2 separate regions of the Homo sapiens genome follow, and region 2 is linked to region 1. Evidence: chromatin contacts called from ENCODE Hi-C data. All regions are on one chromosome and are shown on one strand. The core of a region is the stretch at or near the end of the contact, and the rest is flanking DNA. Distances in the headings are between cores, read along the strand shown. Region 1 holds the start of ALDH1L1-AS1 (ALDH1L1 antisense RNA 1). Region 2 holds the start of NEK11 (NIMA related kinase 11).

Region 1 (2,700 bases), core at 3-2,502:
AATCCCAGCTCCTCCCCTTTCTAGGTCTGTGACCTTGGAAAAATTAAACTTTCTGTACCTCTGTTGCCTAATCTGTGAAATGGGGTAATACTACCTACTGTGTAGGGCTGTGAAGATTAAATGGAGTCATGCATTATCATCACAGGGCACCTGGCCCATCCTCAACCCCAGTTCAGACTCCTCAAAGCCCTAAGGTTTCAGATCAATGGTCAGAACCACGAGGAGGACCTGCTAAAGACAAGTATGGGGACCCACCCCCAAGGTTTAGGATTTAGAAGGTCAGGGTGGGGCTGGGGAACCCGCATTTCTAGCAGATCTCAGGAAAGGCAGTGCTGCTGGTCCTGGGACCACAGTTTGAAAACCACTGGTGTAAAAAAAGCCTTCTAAAAAAAAGTGGGATTTGATCACTAAAGTCATATGGAAAAAACTGGAAGAAAGAGGAAAAAATAAACAAATAAATAACGGGATTTTAAAGAGACCTATCCCACCGGCTCTCCTGGATGGAGAGAGTGTGGGACTCTGAGACAGACTCCCGGCTGGGCACCCCCAGGAGGTTTTCTTCACCAGAGGTTTGCACCGAGCCCACCCAGGACAGTGGGCTGAGCCTGTGGTAGAGGCTGGCGGGAGGTCTGGCTGAGGCAGCGAGGGGTCCCTGCGCGCGGGCGCTGCAGGAGTCACGCGTGTGACATCCAACCAGGAGCCGTGCCCTGAGCAGGCCAGGAAGGAGGAGACAGGGCCGCTGAATGCACACCGCAGCGGTGTGGGGAGCGGCCTCAGACACCTAAGGGTAGGACCGGCCGGCTCCCCCGCGACCCCCAGCGCCTGGGTTCTCTCCCGGCCTCCCCGAGGCGTGGCCTACCCCAGGCATGGCCCCACCCCGCCCCAGGCCGCCCCTCCGACCCCTCGTGTTTACCTCATCTCCCGCGCGCCTTTCCCCCACCGAGTCCCCCAAATCCCGGTCCCCACCTGACTCCCCCTCCCGCCGAGCCCCCAGGGCCCGGCGCCCGGCTCACTCGCCTCCCGCGCACCCACTCCCGGGCGCCCTCTCCCGCGCGCCTCCCCGACCCCCCTTGGGCCCCAGCTGACCCCACCTTCCGCCCCAACCCCGCCCGGAACAGGGCCGCGCTTACCGGGTCCCCTCCCAGGCGGCGGCGGGAAAGAGGCGGGCGGAGGACGCAGGGGCGGGCCTGCGGCTCAGGCAGGAAGCGGGAAGGCCGGGCCTCCCTGGCCCCGCCCCGGCCGGGCGGCCGGACCTCGGACGACTTGGCGCTCCGGGACAGCAGCAGACGCCCAAGCTCCGGCAGCGCAGAGCCCCGCCGGGGGCCCGGGGGGCTGGGAGCCGGGGATCGCGGGGACGGAAGTGGGGGACCGAGTCTCGCGAGCCCGGGCCCTCCTCGCAGCTGGGGCCCCACTGGCGCCCCCGCGGGAGCGCTACGGGAGAGGCGCCTATGCGGCTGCAGGTTTTATTATGGAGCTGTCAAGGTAGAAAGGTACGGAGAACGGGAACCCACCGACAGCCAACTTCCCTTGGGACCCGCCTTTTGCTTTAAAAACAACAACGACAAGTCTGTGCTTCACCCCACACATGCCTTTCGTTTTCCCTTTTTTCCCAGAGTAATTTTAAAGCATCCCAGTGGATAAATTCTCCTTTAAATACTCGAGTATGTTTAATCAGTAAGGCCTATTTTTTTAAACATTCTCATAGTATTACGGTCACACCTAACGAAATTGGCAATTCCCAGTCCGGGCCTGAGGGAGGCCTGATGGTTCACAAGACTTGGTAAAATATATCATTATATTTTAAACCAAAAAATAAATGATAAGGCACCTCCCCGTTCCCAACCACCAAATCATCCGAATGGACTTCTTCCTCAGCCAGGACTTTTAGAATTTAACCTGAAAAACTGGTTCAGGCCATAAGGGGAAGTGGAGGCCGAACATGCCTCATTATCCCTCTCCTGCATTAACATCAACACAGACTTTAAGTCTGATAAGAAACATTTTACAGCCTCTTCTCTCTGAAGCCTGCTACCCTATCCGAATACTTCATCTGCGTGATAAAACACATTGGTCTCCACAACCTCTTAACCCAGACATTCCTTTCTTTAATCCCAGGTCTTTGGACAAACTCAACCAATTGTCAACCAGAAAATGTTTAAGTTGACCTATACCCTAGAACCACCCTCCCCCTCTTTGAGTTTTCCTGCCTTTCTGGATCAAACAAATTTATTTCTTAAATGAACTTAACTTGAAGTCTCATGCCTCCTCAGAATGTATTAAACCAAGCTGCACCCCGACCTCCTTGGGCACATGTTCTCAAGACCTCCTGAAGGCTGTGTCACTGGCTGTGGTCACTCATATTTGGCTCACAATAAATCTCTTCAAATATTTTACAGAGTTTGACTCTTCCACAATAATTTGGCACCCAGCGTGGGGCCTCAGAGAAGACTCAGGACCCCAAAGGAGTTGCCTGAACTCGGAGCGAAGATACCAGTGGGGCCCATTGAAGCCTCCCAGACTTCTAGCTTCTCCCCCGATGGAACTGGTTAAGTTCTCCTGAGCCCCAGATCGCCCTTTGGTTGACAGTCCTTCGTTTAGTGTGAGCTGGTTTTTCTCCTAGGAAGTTGTTGTTTAAGGATTCTAATTCTAGTTCAGAGACACATTCTAAAGGGTTTTCTTTATTGCTTTTTCTCCCAAAAT
Region 2 (2,700 bases), core at 60-2,559, 4.9 Mb after region 1:
GGATGGTGACAGAGGCTGCTGCTAATTCTAAAGAAAAATCAGTTGAAGTCCATTACTGACACACCAGTATAGAAGTTCTGTGAACTTTGATTCTTAAGTGGTAATAGTCAACATCTTACAGCACAGAGTATTTGTTTTGTGGGGTCAAAGTAAAAAGTCCTAAGCTAAAAAAAAGATATCATATTCATCTCATAATCACAAAGCATTTGGGCTTCAGTAAAGTAAGGTGTGTAGGACCTATGATAAGGATCAAGTTTTTCTTTTGTATTGACAATCAGTCACGGAACTTCTTTCAGGCTTTGGATTTGTGGGCCCTTCTTAATTGGCATAGTTTTTGGTATAAGGAAAACTGCTTCATGCCTCTAGGAACCCCTCTATCCAGTTACACCCCTAACCACGAGCTCTTTTCATCATCTTATTTTGCATATCTGGCCCAGCTACGCTTCCTCACCTGGCTAACTTAACTCGCAGGATCAGAATTGATGGTTTTTCTTTTGACACCTCGGGCTTCAATATGGCACAGCACGGTACTGTTACTATTACTTAAAATCGTGACATTTTGTCAGTCATGGATTTTTTTTGCTATAATTTTGATTTTTAGAGATTGCATTAAAACTTACCTTGATTACTGAATTTTATTGGCATCCATTTACATTTTACACTTATCTCACCCTAGTTCCAGCCCTGTCAGTATCTCAGAACCTTATCCTGTATAGTACTTATTTCTTTGCAAGATAGTTTTGTAAAGCGTCCATAAGCAGAGACTGTGTCAAGGCGTCCTACGCAAATTACAGGACCTTGCACAGACAGTTGCATAGAGCTGCATAGGGGAAAGGCGGGCAAAAGGTCTGACCTAAGTCTTCAAACACAGGCCTTCATACACCGTGCCACCTCGGCCCTCACAACCCGCCGCCCGGACCTGCAGCAGAGCCCACCTACTCTGTCCTCCCAGAGGAGTAGCTCCTCCATCAGAAGCCCGCTAGAGCCCAGCGAGGACTGGCTCCTGCACGTGAGAGTCCAATCTCAAGAGCGGGAATCGGAAGTCTCCCGGTGTGACGTCTCTGGGAAGTACAGTTCCGTGATGCCGGTGGCGCCAGACTGAGCCAAGGAGCAGGTGTTCTCGGGCCCAGAGGCGCTAAGTAGCTAAAGAGGGCTGGGACGTACGTTCCGAAATGGCTGCTGTCAGGCTAGGAAAGCTTGGCCCGCCGGTCCTCCTCTGCTTTCTCCGCCTACTTGGGTCGGCGAACACTTCCGCCTTGGTGCCGCCTCGCCCCGACTTCCCAGTATGCCCCGCGCCGTCTCCCTGGCCACGGTTCCAAACAGCCGTGGCCCGCGGTGTCTGGCGCTCGGTGGGTGTGGTTGCCCCTAGTTTGAGGCCTGCCCGATTACCCGCAAGACTTGGGCAGCCCCGGGCGCCGCTCCGACCACGACAGGGAAAGGTAAAGCGAACTGTCCTCCTTGGGGCTAGCCAGGCTCCCCTGCGAGGGGGAAGGTAATGGTTTCAAGCTGCCCGGGCTGGGTTCCGAATCTCTAGGACGCCATGGCTGCGATCTCCTCGCTTTCCTGGACATCTTACCTCCGGATGTACTCCAGTCTCAGTGCCCCTCAATAAACGTTAACCTGCTTTGCCAAAATGTAAATGTTTAAAAAGGTGAAGAAGCAAGGAATTGTTCGTTTTACCTTAAGGTTAAGATTTACTTTAAAGGTAGATTTGTGCTGTAGCAGAAACTGGTGACAAATTGCCTTCCTCTTATTACCTGGGAAGATAACTACTGGTTTTCAACTTGTGATAAATACTCCTTCCGTTGTCTTTTGCCCCCAGCCAGATCTGTTTCACCGAGAACGGGTAGTTTGCACAAGGTAGTAACTTTCTCCAAGTTCCCATCTAGCTTTCTTAACTAACCTTTTTTCTCTCCTTTGGGCGGCAGTTGATCTGCTGGACACTTACTTGCCTTAACAAGGTTTGTTAAACACCTAGTATATGCCAGGAGGTATGCCAGGGATTGGGGATGCAGAAATAAAGAAGATGTGTTCGCAGTGCCCAAGTTCACTCAAACCTCGAGGGGGAGCGTGTTGTCAAGTGAACAGATAGTTCTAGAATCTAGACAATGCGACACATTCTTGGGTAGGTTTATGGTTGCGCAGAGGAGACTAATGGAATGGATGACCTAAAAGTGGACTGGGATGGGGGTGGCAGGGCTGAGTCTGTGAGGGTGGGCGGGAGGGAACCTAGTCCCAGAGTCTTCTGCAGCCTGGACCAGACTACTTAAGCACTGCTGGGTTTAGACTGTCCTTTAAAATAAGAGCCGCTAGAAGTGAACTTCTCATTCTGTCCGTCCCTAATTCTGTCCTTCTCTAAAAGGAACCTTAATCTCATCTTTAAAATAAGGAGAATTACTGAGTGACCTGAAGGACCCTTTTCAGCTGGAAAGTCTGTAAGTCCATATATTTATTTGAACAGCTTAGTATGGCCAGACGGCATCACTTTTATGACAGTGAAGGGGAAGTAAAAACAAAAGGTATATTTAGAGGCCTGCTCTGTAGTTGTTTTTCCAGCAGATTTTACTAACGTGTCTTTGGAAGGGAAAAGAAAAAGCTGGTAACTAATCTCACTGGTATTAGGTACAACTTAACTGATTCATACATTTTAAGAAGGAAAATGTTGTAAATGGGCATTTACTTATGTTCTGTTTTGAGGAT

What was found. Hi-C counts contacts between places; a loop is a spot of excess contacts on that map. Pooled maps may share reads with other maps.
Region 2: a loop to region 1 is called in a map of CD8-positive, alpha-beta T cell, with 19 times the contacts of the local background. The contact joins the promoter of NEK11 here to the promoter of ALDH1L1-AS1 in region 1. A Hi-C loop is called at or near these places in 3 of 168 maps with a recorded cell type or tissue (B cell and CD8-positive, alpha-beta T cell) and 5 of 50 pooled maps.

Annotation. Positions count from the first base shown.
Region 1 is chr3:126,082,963-126,085,662 of GRCh38, forward strand. ALDH1L1-AS1 (ALDH1L1 antisense RNA 1) reads left to right here and starts at 1,253. Exons shown (of 8, transcript NR_190231.1): 1 at 1,253-1,490. It overlaps SLC41A3 (solute carrier family 41 member 3), which reads right to left and starts at 1,162. Exons shown (of 11, transcript NM_017836.4): 1 at 1,131-1,162. RefSeq lists silencers at 810-919, 960-1,509.
Region 2 is chr3:131,025,568-131,028,267 of GRCh38, forward strand. NEK11 (NIMA related kinase 11) reads left to right here and starts at 1,310. Exons shown (of 18, transcript NM_024800.5): 1 at 1,310-1,439; 2 at 2,363-2,435. ASTE1 (asteroid structure-specific endonuclease 1) reads right to left here and starts at 1,258. Exons shown (of 6, transcript NM_014065.4): 1 at 940-1,258; 2 at 1-27. RefSeq lists enhancers at 910-1,149, 1,290-1,349, 1,430-1,619.